4 separate regions of the Homo sapiens genome follow, and all the other regions are linked to region 4. The links are chromatin contacts, found by Hi-C or POLR2A ChIA-PET in ENCODE. All regions are on one chromosome and are shown on one strand. Each heading gives the region's core, a stretch centred on a gene start or an enhancer-like site at or near the end of the contact. The rest is flanking DNA. Distances are from core to core; before and after follow the strand shown.

Region 1 (4,025 bases), core at 1,331-3,830, 3.9 Mb before region 4:
ATTTAAGAAGTCATTTGCCCAAAATTCTTTAAATAACGTTCGACCGTAGGCATTTACCTGCTTATATAGCGCGTAGAGTTTTAGCTTCACTTCGTTTCCTGGATCCTTTTTCAAGAGTTTCACTTGATTCATTGAATTTTCAAAGTCCTTCTGACTGGCTCTCATTGCTGTTCTATTCATGTGCAGCTGAACTACCGGGAAACTAGTGACCTGCAGAGAACTACAATTAGGCAGACTGATTTCTATTTGTTCCCAACCCTCACATTTCTGCAGCCTGATTTCTAATTGTTCCCAGCCTATACATAACAAAATGCCATGTTTGTCTATAGATATTTTCTTTATACTTGCCTCAGCAAACTGGCTGCAAATAATTGGCTGTAAGGATTCCAAGATAATAAGTCAATACAGAAGCTAACAGTAGTAACTTTAAATAAAAGGAAAAGTAACCATCCAGGGAGGTATCTGTAAGCAACTAAAGATAAAAGCAGCCAGAACAGGAATGACCATGTAAATTTTGCCAAAGGCAAGAAGTGAAGTGCATGCAAGACAGTGGACAGCAGGAAACCAAAAGGCTAAAGTGCACAGAATTTAGTGAAGTGTCCCAAAGTCCTGAAACAGCCTCTGCACTCACTGATAAGCCATAAGCTATATCAGGTCAATTCTTGCCTCTTTGCTGGCGAAGCTGGTGTTCCAACATACACACAGGTGGAAGGAGGGGAGAATGGATGTGAACATACAAGAAATATTCAAAAGAACACACGAGCAGTTGCTGGCATTCCAGATAGAGCCACAGCCTTCTCAGCAGATGGGAGGGAATCTACCTGCAGTGGAAGGGAGTCAGTGAAGGGGGCTCAGCAGGCGTGCCCCTTTCTATGGGTATGTTTAACCAGCCAGCCAGGAACAGAGCAGAAACAGCAACCACCGCGGGGGTGATCAGCACGTTTTTAAGCACACATAGTGAGCGGGGGTGGGGTGGCAAACTTGAATGCACAGGACTCAGGCCACAAGCTAAAAATGGAGTTCACGACGATGACACTGAATAATAGAGTTAATGGCAAAAAAGATGATTAAAATAATACAGGTTACAAAGCCCAAACCTAACACACAAACACAATTATGTAACTCGAAAATGGTGCAATGAACTCTAGGTTCAAACTTTGGACTATTAGTAACTGATTCAGTAAGATCAGCCTAGAGTAAGTTTTACATTAAAATGATTTTCTGTAAAGGGAAAAACTGCATCTTATATGGCAAATTCCACGTAGAAAACGAAAGAAAAATTTAAAATATCCACAGAAAGCCGAAATGTACAAGTTTCCACAAAATGTGGAACAAATTTATTTTTAAATAAAGCGTGAGTTTTAAAAACAAATAGCAAAAACACGACCATTTAAGAAAATACATAAAGTCGGGAAAATCACTCATAATTCTACCACTTCAAGGCCACCACCGTGTTTCGGTTTTGTTCCCTATGCACAGATTCGTGCGGGTTCCCGGGACCCCAGGGAGGTGCAGCGTGCTTCTTAGCCGTTACTCTGTACCCGGCCATTTCACTTTATAGCATACGTGTTCTCCAAGAAGCAGAGTGTTAAGTCCACACGAGTGATAACGGCTTGCGTTTACCTCGCTTTTAGCAAGCGACGCTTTGCACCCCAGAAGCAGCCCGGCTGGGAAGTGCAGGCCCGGGTGCTCAGCTGGGGCGGCTCACCCGCCCGGAGTCCGGCCCCAGGAGGATGGGAGCGTGCGCGGAGGCAGGCGGAGACCTTGGGGACTGCTGACAGGGAACCATAGCCCTGACCTCCCGACGCGCCCATCCTGACCACTCCGGGCCCAGCGGTGCAGGAGGGCGCGCGTGAGGTCGTCACTTTTTAGCACTACCTCACCGGAAAACCAGCAAAGCAAAATCCTGTTGCCACCTAGACAATAGGGAAGGAGGGTCTTCCAACGGCGGCGACCTTCGCCTGGACAGCGGTATCCTGCGGGCGACCATGGGCCGAACGGCCGGGACTCCAAGCTTACCTCGGACACGAACGCCGCGCCAGTCTCCAAGCCAAGTACGCCATCGCCATCCCTTGGGCGGCTCTAGGGCTGCGGGGGCTCGGGGGTGGGGCCGGGTCTCGGGGGCGGGGCCTAGCTCGGTCTGCGGGGGCTCGGGGGTGGGGCCGGGTCTCGGGGGTGGAGCCGGGACTCGGGGGCGGGGCCTAGGCTCCCGGGCTGCGGGGGCTCGGGGGTGGGGCCGGGGCTTGGGTGCGGGGCGGGGCCGAGAGCAGAGCCCAGGCAGGAGCCTGGGGCATGGGCGGGGCCAGGGTTGGGGCGGGGCCAGGCTGAGAGCGTAGCCACGCCGCATTCGCCATCGCTAGCCCGTGGCCTCCTCTGGGGCTGCGGGGGCTCGGGGGTGGGGCCGGGGGGGTCGGTGCGTGGGCGGGGCGGGAGCTCTAGGCGGTTAGGAGTCGGGGCTCAGATGCGGGGGCGGGGCCGGAGCGAGGCCGGGTATCACCCGGGAGTGGAGGAAGTGCGGGGGGTTCGCGGCGCGGGGAGGGTGATCCCGGGAGGACTTGCGCGGCGCGTGGGGCGGGGCACAGATGCTCCCCGGCCTGGCTCCGAGTAACTGCGAGCTGGAGGCGCGGCTGCTCTCTCGGGCGGACCTCAGCTCTGCGAACCCTGTGGCTGCCGGAGCACTGAGCGCCCTGCCCGGAGTCCCGCGGAGCCTGGCGAGGAGGGGTCGCTGCATCCCGAGGGCCAGCCCTGAGCCGGGAGGTGGGGTAACAATTGAGGGCGTATGCTTAAAAGCTGCTAGGTCATGCATCCCCAAATCGAAGGTTTGCAGACCTGGTAGGACGCCTGGGGGTCAGAAGTGATTTTTGGAGTACCCAAGTTTTTAGTGTCAGTGAAGAGTTTGTGGATATTTTTGAGTTCTGCTGAGGCATTTGCAAAGTATTTTCTTTGGGGAAGAATTCTTAAGAGTTGGAAGGGCCTTGGCTGTGTCACCTTGTCCAGTTCCCAGAGAACCAAAAAACAAAACAGAACAAAACGAAACAAAACCACCCCTCTAAATTCTGTGCCCAAGTTGTCCCATCCAAGCATGCCTAGGAGTTTTAGATTTATGTAGCTGACACCTGTGGACTACCTATAGTGAGCCAGGCTAATTGTAAGTCTTTGGACAACCCTGTAAGGAAAATGATATTGCCCTGTTGAGCTGATGTGGAAATTGCCCTGTTGAGCATATTGCCCTGTTGAGCTGATGTGGAAACTGAGACCCAGAAAGATTAATCAGGTGAATTCCCCAAAGACAGGAGGCTTGCAGGTGGGCAGAGTCCAAGTCTCAAGTAACTTTATCATTAAGTTTCATCAGGTAGATCTGGGTAATAGTGTAGATGGGGCAACACCAAAAGTCAAATAGAACAATTTGGGCTTATCCCAAAGAGATTTTTTTTTTTTTGAGATGGAGTTTCCGTCTTGTTGCGTAGGCTGGAGTGCACTGGCACAATCTCGGCTCACTGCAACCTCCACCTCCTGGGTTCAAGTGATTCTCCTGTCTCGGGCTCCCGAGTAGCTGGGATTACAAGCATGCGCCACCAGGCCCGGCTAATTTTTTGTATTTAGTAGAGATGGGGTTTCACCTTGTTGGTCAGACTGGTCTCAAACTCCTGATTTCAGGTGATCCACCCGCTTCGGCCTCCCAGTGTTGGGATTACAGGTGTGAGCCACCACACCTGGCCTCTCCATATATTACAAAGTGGTAGTTGGTAGGCTGAGCTGCCTCTCTCAGAGACCTTGACTCTCTCCAAGGCTGTTAGATAACCTCAGAGGTAATGGAAATGCAGTAATCAGATATTGCAGATAATACAAGACTCATTCATTTCCAGAAGATGAAACAGCTGTCATGGAAATATTTTTTAAATCTCATACTGGTAAGCATATTTTGATAGTGAAACCTTTTGCAATGCAAGCAAACTACTCTCAGGCTTATACCTACCACAGAAAAGAGTGGGGTGTGGGAAATTAGCTTATCTTTTTCAAACTAT
Region 2 (4,265 bases), core at 1,403-3,902, 4.0 Mb before region 4:
GAAGGGACCAAGGCCCACCGCAGGCCTCAGATCCTCCCACGCCTCCCCGCTGCTACCCAACGATGACGCAAGTACGCATGCGCCTCCCCAGCTGCCGCTGGGAAGAGCGCGCTCCCCAGGGCCCCGCCCCCTCCAAGGATTTCCGGGGAGGCGGGTTCCACTGCTGACTTACCGGTTTTACTCCTCTGCTCAAAAGGCGCCTGCCCGAGGCCGCTTTCCGTTGCAAAGGTTCCTGAATTTGGGGAGGAAGAGCAGCAAGACTGAAATATTGGGCATACGTTTGTTGCTTCATAAACGTTTGCTGAATGAATAAACTGATACGCCGATGTTTGCTTTAATTGTAACTCCCCCTGCCGCAGTTCCCAGTCTTTGAAAATTACAACAGCAACATAGTTTTGGGCGTGTCCTTGACAAATGTGTTTCATTCCCCAGGTAGTACCGTGCAAGTGAACTTGGTGAGAATTTTTTCAAGGAAATTTTTGCCAGCATCGATTTTTGAAACTTAGTTTTTACCATGCTCTTTAAAAAAATAAACACTTGGTTTGTTCAAATACCAACTTTAGTCACACAATCTGGCTTCAGCACCTATTGTTCGGGCCCCATATATCGTTCTCCACACTTAGGATGCTTCATCTCCACATAAAGCATAACTGCAAAATACACAGGGCAGAAGGAGACCTGGGAGATAATACTATGGTTGCAGAAATTAAGACCAGCCTGAGCTCTCGACAACAAGAAAGAGACACAGCGAAAACAAGGCATTTATTTATAATAGGCTCTTGCAAGCAAGGAAAAATAAGGCATTTTCTGATTCGAACGTAGTGCTCTATTACCCCTACTCAACAAACATTTGAATGCCAAAGAGCTGTGAGGGTGGATGCTTAACAAGCAGATGCTAAGCGAGGTTATATTTTTGTAGGAAGCAGCCTGATAAGAAAAGAGCAGATTTTCGAGTCAGATTTTAGTTCAAAAATCAGCTTTGTACTTGGGAACTCAATCATAAGCAAATTACCTTACCTCTTAGTGTCGGTTTGTTCATGTGTAAAACGTGTTAATAGTACCTGACCCAATCTCTTGCCTTCAAGTATATCACTCTATTTCCAAGATGAGATCTCTCACAGTTCTACTACGTACACCGTTAATTTTAACATTATTTAAAAATAGTTTACTAAGTTTATTTCATTTATTTATTTGAGACGGCGTTTTTGCTTTTGTTGCCCAGGCTGGAGTGCAATGGCGCGATCTCGGCCTCCCGGGTTCAAGCGATTCTCTTGCCTCAGCCTCCCGAGTAGCTGAGACTACAGGCGCCACCACGCCGGCTAATTTTTTGTATTTTTAGCAGAGACGGAGTTTCGCTATGTTGGCCAGGCTGGACTCGAACTCTTGAGTTCAGGCAATCCGCCCGCCTCGGCCTCCCAAAGTGCTAGAGGATTGCAGGCGTGAGCCACCGCGCCCGGCCCTAACATTTCAAAACGTTTGGAATTCAGGCAACAAGAGACATTTTGTAAGAACATTTAAAACCCTTCTCCCCTGGAAATCAAGAGATATGTATGGAGTCTGGAGATTCCGAACTCAATTTTCTAGGACAAAGGCAAACTCAGATGATTACAAGAATGAAAGTGATCGTCACGCTGCTTCCAGGTTCCAAAGTATGGATAATTTTTTTTTTTTTTTTGAGATGGAATCTTGCTCTGTCGCCCAGGCTGGAGTGCAGTGGCGTGATCTCAGTGCAAACTCCGCCTCTCGGGTTCAAGCGATTCTCCTGCCTCAGCCTCCGGAGTAGCTGGGATTATAGGCGAGCGCCACCACGCCCAGCTAATTTTTTGTATTTTTAATAGAGACGGGGTTTCACCATGTTGGCCAGGCTGGTCTCCAAATCCTGGCCTCAGGTGATCCGCCCGCCTCGGCCTCCCAAGGTGCTGGGATTACAGGGGTGAGCCACAGCGCCAGGCGAGAAATATTTTTTTAAAGAGGAATTAAAGAACCTAATTGGTTTTGAGAGTTCTCCAAGAGCCAGTAAATGTTTTCCCCACAATATTCCATTCTACCCCATTACTGTAGAGTCGTTATAGAAGAAAACAAAATCACATAACGCAACTTGGGCCAAAAAACATTACACGTTCCAATTACGGAAATAACGAACTGAATCGTGTCACCCTTGAACTATGTAAAAGTTGAAAAGATGTTCAGTGTTAAATGTAGTAACAGTTCCACATTAAAAGATATTTACGTTCGAGTTTACAGTATTTAAAAATGCCTTTCTACACACTTTCCCGGGAAGTTAATGCCACTTCAGTTGAGCTGTCTAGCGAGATGGTTAAGCATTTACTGTGTCTCTAACACCGACCAGGGGAAAAATCATCAATTCGTTTGCCCGAGTTTAAGAGAATTTTCACCTAACTTCTAATCTCCACAGCCAATCAGTTCTTGGAACCGCACACCCGATGCCGACATCCCTCTCTTGTTGGCTCCCCTCGTTAGCGGGATTCAATAACTAAACGTCCATTTCTAGCATTGACTGAAGAGCTCAAGCTTGACACTCGACCTCAATCCTTAGCAGCACCGCCCACCATGCTCCCGGAAGCTGCGACACTACGCCCTGCGCTAGTCCCGGGACGTGGGGTTTTATATCCGGATTCTTAGCGCGGACTCAGAACCCAGCTCTTCCCTACACGGTCGGCACATGCGCGGCAGCTCTTTTCCTTCTTCCTCCACTTCCCCTACCCTCCACCGTCCGGGAGCCGCCGCCACCGCCGCCGAGGAGTCAGGAAGTTCAAGATGGCCGCCGCGGAGACCCAGTCGCTACGGGAGCAGCCAGAGTAAGTAGTCTCTGTGAGTGGGCCAGAAGCTGGAGCCCGGGGACTGCCGAGTGGGAGCTGCACGGGGTGGCGGGAAAGTTCGGGCCTAACGGCGAGAGTCAAACTTTGCTTTTTCCGGCGCGATTCGTTGTGGGGTGGGAGGCATGGGGAGCAGGCGGCCTTCGAGCTTCCTTCTCCCAGAGGCCGTGGCTGCTGGGGTGAAGGCGGCCGCGGCCTGCCGCGCGTCGTTGCCCCGGGAGGCGTAGGCGCGAGCGGCCTCTACAGGTCCGGTGCGCGTGGCGGCTGCCGCGGCAGTGAGGTCGCGCTTTCCTATGCCTCTTTTGGGGACCCATCTGAGCTCCCTGGCCGCAGCTCTTAGCGGCATCTGTGTTGGGGACACGAGGGTCAGTGGCAGCAGGCGGGCCAAGCCCTAAGTCTTTTCTTCCTCATGCGGTACCCCCAGTCGTCCTTTTACTGGTGTCAGTTTAGGACCTGAAAGCAGAGAGCGGAGGTGCTGGGGTCACACTCTCTGGCCATCCCAGAGCTAGTCTGTGGCTAGCGGGATACTTGATCTCGTCACCTTGTACTCTTTAGTCCAGCAGTCACCCAGTATTGTTTTGTTTTGTTTTGAGTGCCTACCGGCAGCTTTTTTACCAACTTGCAAACTTGAGGCAAAGTAAGATAGAGTCTTTGGTTTTGAGGCCTGGCATTTTTTTTTTTTTTTTTTTTTTGCCTGAGTTTATAACCCTTCTTTAGGAGGACGAGTGGAAGGAGTAGTGGGAATTGCTAGCTACTGCCAAACCACTTTATGTCTATAATTAAGCTAACATTAAGAATCCATGCGGCCAAATGAAAAATGAAAAAAAAAAAAATACGAGTGTATGCTGCAAAGGTTAACCATTGGTTAACTTAAAGCAGTATTTTGCTGTTCATGTCTATGTTAGGAAAACTCAAACAAGAACCTTAACAGAGAGAATGGATTTTACGGCAATGTTCCTATAGCGACCGTTTTTTTTTTTTGTTTTGTTTTTTGTTTTTTTTTGCATCTGCACTGTCTGATCTGTTTCCAGCCATCTTAGAAAGAGGTATAGTCTCCCAGCAACTTGTGACTGAGCGATAGAAGAAATCTTTGCCACCAGACAACCTGACACTTAATTGCTGTGCATCCAGTTTTGGGCTCCTCAATCATCTGCATTACTCAGCTAGGCAGAGAAACGGAATTTTTAATTAAGGGCTTTTCAAAACTGCTGTATTATTTTTACAATTTGACTTAGCAGAGAACAAATGGATTCTGAAGTTTTAAATTAGCTTTAACCTCTTACTGTTTCTCACCAAGTTCATTGTGTGGCACAATTACAGTGTTTATGCCAGTACCGTGCAGATCTCATGCTATGTGGTTACATTTTCTACTAATCTGAAAAGTTCTGTAATATTATGTCCATTTATTTGATTTTAGGGATGTTTCAG
Region 3 (4,485 bases), core at 1,737-4,236, 3.3 Mb after region 4:
ACTATCGTATCACGCAGAGGACTTTCACTGCCCTCAAATCTTCCATGCCTCACCTATTCATCCCTCCCTCCTTGCAGTCCCTGGGAACCCCTGATCTTTTTACTGGTACCCTAGTTTTATCTTTTCCAGAACGTTCTAGTTAGAATCATACAATATACAGCTTTTTCAGATTGGCTTCTTTCACTTAGCAACATATTTAGCTATTTTTTAAATGTGATTTTTGTTTTACAAACGTATTTGTTCTTTCTTCAACTCAAATGTAAGATTTTTTAGAGCAATGGGTTGAAGGTTGTAGATAACAGGTGAGAAATCGTGATGACGCTTTCTTAGAAGAATTCCCCTCTTTGAGGTACATCAACGTGTGCTACACATCCCTGTGTCCTCCAGCCCTTACCTAAAACTTTAATTGGATTATTAGCCCTAGCCTGTGACATGCAAATATTCTAATTAAAGGCTGTTTTTTTTCTTTTTAAAAAAATTCAGTGGATACATAGTAGGTGTATATATTTATGGGTTATATGAGATGTTTTGATACAGGCATGCAATGTGTAATAATCACATCAGGGTACATGGGGTCTCCATCACCTCAAGCATTTATCCTCTGTGTTACAAACAATCCAATTACAATATTTTAGTTATTTTTTAATGTACAATTAAATTATTTTCGACTACGGTCATCCTGTTGTGCTAGCAAATACTAGGTCTTACTCATTCTTTCTATGACTTGTACTCATTATCTATCTCCCCTACCTGCCCCCCATAATCCCCCCCACCCACAACGCTACCCTTCCCAGCCCCTGGTAACCATCCCTCTATTGTCTGTCTTTATGAGTTCAATTATTTTAATTTTTAGCTCCCACAAGTAAGTGAGAACATGTGAAATTTGTCTTTCTGTGCCTGGTTTATTTCACTTAACATAATGACCACTAGTTCCATCCATGTTGCTGCAAATGACTGGATCTCATTCTTTTTTATGGGTGAATAGTACTCCATTGTGTATATGTACCACATTTCCTTTATCCATTTATTTGTTGATGGACACTTAGGTTTCTTCCAAATCTTGGCACTTGTGAAGAGTGCTGCAATAAACACAGGACTGCAGATATGTCTTTAATATATTGATTTCCTTTCTTTTGGGTATATGTGAGTGGGATTGCTGGATCATATGACAGCTCTATTTTTAGTTTTTTGAGGAACCTCCAAACTGTTCTCCACAGTGGTTATACTAATTTACATTCCCACTAACAGTATATGAGGGTTCCCTTTTCTTCACATCCTCAGTAGAATTTGTTATTGCCTGACTTTTGCATATAAGCCATTTTAACTGTGGTGAAATGATATCTCATTGTAGTTTTGATTTGCATTTCTCTGAGGATCAGTGATGTTGAGCACCTATTCATATACCTGCTTGCCATTTGTATTTTTCCTTTTGAGAAATAAGCCTGATATTCTTTCAGGGCATAAATTAAGAATGCAACCCTCCTCTGCCCATGGCCACATATATCATGTAAGAGCAATCTGGCATAGATACTCCAATTCATTTTTTTTAAATGGATTCTCAGTTCTAAACAACATAAACCAATGTCTTTATTTTTAATGCTTGTCTTTGCTTCAGTCAAAAAAACTCCAAAACACAATGAAGGAAGAGGCCAATTGAGTAAACCAGTTACTTAAAGCTAACAAAGAAACAGACATCATCAAGCAGTTCTGTCTTCCCAAATCAATTCTTTTGAAATCAAACACCTTCGTTAAGTGGTTCCTTGAACTGTTTTGCCATAAAAATTAAAAAAAAAAAACTCATGAAGAAAATGAAATAATCATGTACAAAATACCTTTGTCACTTTATTTTTAATACAATTGTATGCAATTTGTTAATTTTCATCATCCTTTATAACTGAATTATATGTGCTTTTGAAAGCTACATAATGAATAACATGTTGTATATAATTGTTAAAATGTGTCTATGGTCATCATATAATTTAGACCTGAGGTCCTCAGTAGAAGACAAAGTCCAGGAAGTCAGAACCTCTGTTCCTCTTTTCACTATACCCCAATACCATATGTATATGGGAGAATGGATTTGATTGACTTGAGTTGTATCTGCAGTGCTTCTTGAAGGCATGAAAACTACTGCGAGTGTTTTAATTACTCAAACCTCCACCCTTCCATATGTAAGCTTCTTGAAAATAGGGATTTTGTCTGGCTGGCTTTCCTGCTGAATCCCCAGCACCTAATATGGTGCCTGGCCCATACAGAGTCCTTAACAGATGTTCAATAAATATTAATATCTACTAAATTATTTTCTGAAATGGATACAGTATCTGAGATGGTTAATTTTACGTGTTAACTTGGCTAAGCCAAGGTACCTAGATATTGATCAAACATTCTTCTGGATGTCACTGCAAAGCTATCTTCTTTAAAAGATTAACATTTAAATGAGTAGGCTTTGAGCAAAACAAATGACCTTCCATAATGTAGGTGGGCCTCCAATCAGTTGAAGGCCTTAATAGAAAAAAGAGCGACATCCACAGAGCAAGAAGGAATTCAGCTAGCAGAGTGCCTTCGGACTCAAGTAGCAATGTCAGTTCTTCCCTGATCTCCAGCTTGCCAGCCTGCCTTGCTGATTTTGGACTTGCCAGTCTCCATAATTGTGTGAACCAACTTCATAAAATAAATCTCTCTCTCTCTCTCTCTCTCTATATATATATGTATATATATACACACACACATTCCATTGGTTCTGTTTGTCTGGAGAACCCTAATACACCCACCTTACTCCTTTGCTCACTCAATGAATCAATCAATATATGTCATTTGCCAGGGATCACTCTCACCCATCAAGACCTCACAACTACTAAAGCCAAACCAGTGATACAACCCCTGAAGTACACTCTTGACTTTAACTTCTCCACTCCGGTGGAGTGACAAAGAGCATTACTTCCTTAATGTTTCGACGATTATATGATGCAAAGCACCTGCATGAGGAACAGGTGCTGAGAGGACACTGTACTTGCTAAAGCCATGTCCTGATAGTGTGACAGAAGGCACCAGCATACTACTGTGCTTTGAGGAGAAAATGCTTCCCATGGTGAGGCTGAGCTGCTGATAGTCTCACTTCCTCTAAATATTTCCACTCTTTACAAGTGAAGCTGTGGGTGGGGAATTTCAGAGTCATGGAAACTAGTCAAAGGTTACTAAAGGTTCATGGACACTACTATTTGATAACTGTGTGGTAGCTGCATAGTCGCATATGCTATAGAAAAAGGTGAATATAAAAAATACATCAATAGGAAGCTTATAGATGAGCACTATATGAAATTTGGTTCTCTTCAGGATCAAGCAAAGTGATGGACCTTCATGGAACCCAATCTGCTGGTCTGGGGAACAATACTTTTGTAAATTAAGTATTCATATAGAACTTTTCCCCAAGGGCTTATCTGGAGGGGAAGTGACAGTGAGAGTGAAAGCCTTAATTTGCCCACAATCAGCATGGGCTAGCCCAGTCACAAATTGTCTGTCCAGGAAGATTCTTTTTTTTCTTTTTGTTTTTATTTTTTAATCTTGGGGAGTCACTTTAGCCCTTTCTTCCTCTCCCATTTAAGACCCCTTCCCTCCTTTGATGTCCCCTAGCTAAAACCTGCTTCTAACTTGAGGCAAAATTTTCACTTCTCTGCTCAAGTAGTTTGTGCATGAAACAGGGATAAATTTGGTGGCAATTGTGCCTTCTTGAAATCCTAACTCTGAACCATCATTTTTGTCAATGACTTAGCACTGCCAACTGATAGAAATGATAGACTGTCATACATTCATGCAATAGGATACTATACAGCTGTGAAAATGAATTATCAACATCTCTTGGCATCAACATGGATAACACTCAGAAATATCATGTTGACCCTAGAGCAAGTCTTGGAAGAATGCTTATGTATGATTATATTTACTTACAGTTCCCAAACAGGCAGAAATTGACTATATGCAAATTGTATATATACCTATGCATATATGTCTATGCATACACTTAGACCTAGGAGGCCAATCAAAAAGTAAAGTAAGGGAATGACTAACAAAATTTTAAGACAATAGTTCCTTTTGTGGTAGGTGATATAATTTGGATGTTTGTCTCCTCCAAATCTCACGCTGAAATGTGATCCACAGTGTTAGAGGTGGGGCCTAGTAGGAGGTATTGGATTATGGGGGCAGATCCCTCATGAGTGGCTTAGTGCTGTCCCTTTGATGGTGAGTGAGTTTTCACTCAGTTAACGCACCCAAGATCTGGTTGTTTAAAGGACTCTGGGACCTCTCCCTTCTGTCCTTTTCTCTCTCTCTTGCCATGTCATATGCTGGCTCCTCCTTCCGCCATGATTGTAACCTTCCTGAGGCCTCACCCGAAGCAGATGCCAGCACCATGCTTTCTGTATACCCTGCAGAACCATAAGTCAATCAACCCTTTTTTCTTTTTTCTTTCTTTTTTTTGAGACGGAGTCT
Region 4 (4,529 bases), core at 1,281-3,780:
GGTTATGCTAGAAAAGCAGGAGCCAGGTCACAGAACAATGCTTGGACTTTATCCTGTGGACAGAAATAGTATCAAAGGTTTTAAAAAGTGAAATAATGTTAGATTCCTCTGGCAGCAGGGTGAAAACTGGATTTGACTTCGTTGATAAAGCAGGCAAACCTGTCAGAAAGAATCGACATTTATGAGGTAAACATCTAGGTAACGTCTAAAAGATGGGGTCACTGAATGTGGAACCTGTAAGAAAGGAAATAGCCAAGGATAATCCTTAAGTTTTAATTTGACTGCTTGCATAATTGGTGATGTCTCAATTGAGGAAAAAATTACAGAAAATGAGTCTGAAAAACTCAGACCCATCAATCTCTAAAATCCCTTTTTTTCCCCCACTATATCTCATTTTATAGATTAAAAAAACCTCAGATCAACAGACATTAAATACCCTAGAGCAGGCACCAGAACTTATGTATCCTGCTGTTTAGTATGGAACTTATCCCATTAAAAACAACAATTTTTACGTCTTCATCATTTTTACTTTGTATATTTTATGAACACATGAACTAAAATCCGATTTTAAAACTGGGGAATTTCTCTTCTGTATAATAACACACTAACAATTAGGGAAGTACTTTTATAAAATAAGTTTAAATACTCACTTCAAATTCTTTTACAAAATAACGAGTTTCACCTTGAATAACTGGTCTGTGATCCAAAAGCCTTGAATGAATTTCTCCAAGATCTATAAAGATAAAATGAAATTCAGGGTTAATCCATGCTAAATGGCATAATCTCTAGCTTGTTTTACTCTCTCCCTTCCCCACTAAGAGATGAAGGTTAAAATCCAGTTTAGACTATGGACTAAGAAGAAATCTCATCCACTGCCAGTGGATGTGTACACTGATACAACTACTTTTGAGAACAATCTTTCAGTATTCAATAAAGTTGCAGACATGTATACCTAGCATTTTCATGCCTAGGTATGTACCCTGGAAAACTCTTGCACAAATGAGTAAGGCCATTTATACATATTTATTACAGCATAGGTGTAATATCAAAAGAAAAAACGCAAAACACCTTAACCATACTCATACAATGGAATTCTATCAATCACCAAGTAAAAATAAATACATCAGAGTTACACTTATCAACATAAATATAAAAAATAATACGTATTTTATAATAAATATAATAAAAAAGCAAGTTTCAGAAGGATTAAAGCAATTTACATAAAACTTTAAAATATTCAAAATATTTCCTTTTGGGATATAGACAGAAGCAACAAAACTATAAAGAAATGCACAAGAATAATAAACACCAAATTCTGGATAGTGGCTACCTTGAGACGAGGGAGGGGAACTAGTGCAATTAGAGCAAGACACAGTGGGGCTTTTAGTAATTTATTTATTAAGGTGGGTGGTGAATGTTCATTGTAAGTCTCTTTTTCATAAGTCTGAAAAAGTCATTAAGAAAAGGTCTGAATTTAAGTCTTTTGGTGAGTCAGTTTATTATTCTTCTTAGTTACAACTATGTAGTTTAAAATGTAAGTCTCAAAATTCCTTGAGAAATTAAATCTAAGACAATGTATTATTCATATTCATTCACTGGCAATGTTCCCCAAATTTTTCATTTTTGCAGACATACGATGGGCAGGTTTCAATTCTCTATTTTAATGAATTTTATTAGTACATATCTTCTTAAGCATGTCAAGTAGAAAAAATAATACAAGCACTGTATATAAGCACTTTATATCTGGTATATATAAAGCACTACAACTCAACTGTCAAAGACTTTCACGCAGCAAACAGCGTTGTGAGCTTTAGGAGTCAAACCTAAAGCAGATTCTGTGAGAATCTAGGTTGTAACCTTCTCCCAGCTCAAAGCACACAGAACACATGGACATTTCTGAACGTGAATGGTTCTTTACAGTGCTATAGAGCGCCTTCGTAAGTGTATCTCACTTACTCCTCGCACGACCAGGAACAGATCGGGTAGGAGAGTGAGTAAAGCCAGTGACCCGAAGTCACTCAACTCCTAAGCGACTGCCTCCCGCCTCCCAGGTCCAATGCCCTTTCCACTACACGTCGGTGGCGAGGCTGCCCAAAGGCTCTGCGCCCAGGGGTCCTGAGCTTGCGGAATGGACGGGGGCGGGCCTGATGGCTCAGGCTGCGACAGAGGAAAGCGGGGAAACACGAAGAGTTGGGCTGGTTGGTTGTGGTGGGACGCATTTGGCGCGGGGAAAAAGGCGGGGACCGACCACGACTCCCCCACCCGCACAAACGCACGCGCGCCAGCCCGGGACCCGGGGGTCGGCCCGGGTCAGAGGGCGCCGCCTGGGAGATGAGGCTGTGCTGGGATCCACCAGGAACTATAGCCCTGACACTCCGTACCCTTGATAATGAGGTGCGCTGAGCCCGCAGTCCCCAGGGAGTCCCTCTTCTTGCTGCCACCGCCCGGGGCGGCCTCACAACCCACAGGGGTCTCTGTCCCTCCGCCACTCATCCCGACCAGTTCCGCCCACCCGCGGCCACGCTGCGCCTGCGCAAACCCGGCCGCCCTCTTACAAGGCGCGCCCGGGTTTTTTTTGTGTGTGTGTCATTACAGGGCGCCGGAGAAATTTAATCTACCCAGCGGGCGGTTCCGGAAAGGCGCCTGCCGTGTAGTCAGGCTGTGAACTGGCAGAAGCTCTTGCCGCCATGCTGGATCAGGGCGGATGCTGCTAGAATAGGAAGGTGCTTGAACTTTGGAGCTAAACTCAGAGCCCTGGTTATTTGGCTCAAAGCTGGTGCATTCCAGTACAGTTGTCCTCCCATATCTGCTGAGAATACATTCCAAGACCCCCAGTAGATTCCTGAAACTGCATATAGTACTGAACCATGTATATACTATGTTTTTTCCTGTATATACATATGATAAAGTTTATAAATTAGGCACAGTAAGAGATGAACAATTAGAACAATTTAATAAAAGTTATGTGAATGTAGTCTCTCTCCCAAAATATCTTATTGTACCGTCCTGCGGGTAATGAAACCACAGAAAGTGAAACCTCAGATAAGGGGGGACTACTGTATAGCAAAGCCAATTAGCTGGGGGCTGTTTCCCTACTATGCCATGAGTGTGGCTGACTATTCCTGCCTTTCTTTTTAGACACCTGTTTCCTAGAATGCTTCTCTTGCTCCCTCTTTCTGTTCAAGTCAGTAAACTCACGTTGTATAATAAAGAATTTGACTGGACTTTGACTCTGGTTCCTGGGAGGTACCCTCAATCCTTAGAATTTCCCAAGTGATAGAAGTGTCTTTGTTATTCATGGTGGGCCTCTGGAAATACACCTGAGTTTATGCTAATGAGATGGCTCATGGAGGGCCCAAGATGATTTCAGAATGGAGGCTGGCCACACCAGAAGGGCCGGCCAACCATGAGGGCTTAGGCTTTGAGTCACATAAGCAGGCCCACCTCTGGGGAGCAGATTGGGGCTGGAGACTGAGTTCAGCCATGTGGCCAGTGATTTAACCAACTATGCCTACATAATGGAACCCCAGTGAGTACTCTGGATGTGGAAGCTCAGGTGAGCTTACTGGTCGATAATCATTCATCAAAGTGTCAGGAGGGGGAAGCGTTCCTGAGGACACGTAAGCTTCTATTTGGGAAATCTCCCACATCTCGCCCTATACATCTCTTCATTTGGCTGGTCCTGATATGTGTCCTTTATAATAAAACTGTAATAGCAAGGAAAGCACTTTCTTGAGTTCTATGAGTCATTCTGTGAAACCTGAGGGAGTAAAGCGAATAGCAATGAAACATCATGTGTAGAGAGAAGCTGCGTGGGTGAGAACTGAGGCACCCTAGCAGACAGTGCTCAGGCCCTGGGCATATGACAGAGACAGCTGGTCAGAAGTGCAGGTGGCCTGGGAACCCCAAAGCTTGTGGCAGGTGTCTGAAGGGGAGTCTTGAGGAGGACCATGCTTTGACCTCTGAAGTCTGTGCTAACTTCGGATAGCACTGCAGTTTAACAAACACTTACATGGCACTTGCTACATGCCAGGTAATACTGTAAGTGGTCTACAAATTTGCATTCATTTAATCCTCATGGCCGGCCTTTGAAGTAGTTATTATTAATGTCCTCATTTACAGACGAGGAGGCTGAGGCACAGAGAGGTTAAATGACTGCCTGACTTGTATGTGGCAGAAACAACTGCCTCTGTGTCTCTGTGTATGTGTTTAAGCATAGGTGGTGGGTGAAGAGAGAGTGGGGAAGGGAGATTTGGAGAGAAGGGAGAGAGAAGCCATATTAACTTTAACAGGCCACATGGGCTTTTCATTTTTTCATTCAAAAACATTTAACAAATACGTTATTGAGCAGCTGCTACGTGCCCAGCATAGTGCTAGGAGCTAAGACACAGTGGTGAACAAGACTAATGCAGCCTTTTCCTTTCCTCATGCAGCCTGCAGGGGAGCCAACACTGAATAAGTACACAATTACTTTTCTGCAAGTCTGTTGCTTGTAGCCTGTGAATATGTGTTCTAGCCATTTGATTATA

What was found. Hi-C counts contacts between places; a loop is a spot of excess contacts on that map. ChIA-PET counts read pairs that join two places held with the same protein, here RNA polymerase II (POLR2A). Pooled maps may share reads with other maps.
Region 1: a loop to region 4 is called in a map of CD4-positive, alpha-beta T cell, with 13 times the contacts of the local background. The contact joins the promoter of ECI2-DT here to the promoter of BLOC1S5-TXNDC5 in region 4. A Hi-C loop is called at or near these places in 2 of 168 maps with a recorded cell type or tissue (CD4-positive, alpha-beta T cell and naive thymus-derived CD4-positive, alpha-beta T cell), 1 of 37 single-sample maps with no recorded cell type and 6 of 50 pooled maps.
Region 2: a map of CD8-positive, alpha-beta T cell shows a loop between it and region 4 (9-fold over the local background). The contact joins the promoter of PRP4K here to the promoter of BLOC1S5-TXNDC5 in region 4. A Hi-C loop is called at or near these places in 2 of 168 maps with a recorded cell type or tissue (CD8-positive, alpha-beta T cell and naive thymus-derived CD4-positive, alpha-beta T cell) and 7 of 50 pooled maps. POLR2A ChIA-PET finds 5 or more read pairs at or near these places in 1 of 52 experiments (activated CD4-positive, alpha-beta T cell).
Region 3: a pooled map shows a loop between it and region 4 (4-fold over the local background). The contact joins the enhancer-like site here to the promoter of BLOC1S5-TXNDC5 in region 4. A Hi-C loop is called at or near these places in 2 of 50 pooled maps.

What each region holds. Positions count from the first base shown.
Region 1 is chr6:4,133,492-4,137,516 of GRCh38, forward strand. ECI2-DT (ECI2 divergent transcript) reads left to right here and starts at 2,581. Exons shown (of 4, transcript NR_103764.1): 1 at 2,581-2,757; 2 at 3,870-3,911. ECI2 (enoyl-CoA delta isomerase 2) reads right to left here and starts at 2,084. Exons shown (of 10, transcript NM_206836.3): 1 at 2,020-2,084; 2 at 58-220. The coding sequence starts at 2,069. RefSeq lists silencers at 2,130-2,269, 2,430-2,639.
Region 2 is chr6:4,018,648-4,022,912 of GRCh38, forward strand. PRP4K (pre-mRNA processing factor kinase PRP4K) reads left to right here and starts at 2,653. Exons shown (of 15, transcript NM_003913.5): 1 at 2,653-2,819. The coding sequence starts at 2,779. It overlaps LOC124901245 (a long non-coding RNA gene), which reads right to left and starts at 2,520. Exons shown (of 2, transcript XR_007059415.1): 1 at 173-2,520. RefSeq lists enhancers at 2,484-2,793, 3,836-3,895.
Region 3 is chr6:11,371,370-11,375,854 of GRCh38, forward strand. It overlaps a transcript of NEDD9 not described here. Among named protein-coding and RNA genes, the nearest start is that of NEDD9, 140 kb to the left of the region's middle. Within about 2 kb of position 2,987, at least 4 of the 41 ENCODE cell types and tissues checked have a DNase peak (open chromatin) inside an H3K27ac peak, as active enhancers do.
Region 4 is chr6:8,061,884-8,066,412 of GRCh38, forward strand. BLOC1S5-TXNDC5 (BLOC1S5-TXNDC5 readthrough (NMD candidate)) reads right to left here and starts at 2,531. Exons shown (of 13, transcript NR_037616.1): 1 at 2,382-2,531; 2 at 651-733. It overlaps BLOC1S5 (biogenesis of lysosomal organelles complex 1 subunit 5), which reads right to left and starts at 2,506. Exons shown (of 5, transcript NM_201280.3): 1 at 2,382-2,506; 2 at 651-733. The coding sequence starts at 2,493. EEF1E1-BLOC1S5 (EEF1E1-BLOC1S5 readthrough (NMD candidate)) reads right to left here. Exons shown (of 7, transcript NR_037618.1): 4 at 651-733. RefSeq lists enhancers at 1,714-2,340, 1,950-2,139, 3,830-3,929, 3,940-4,089.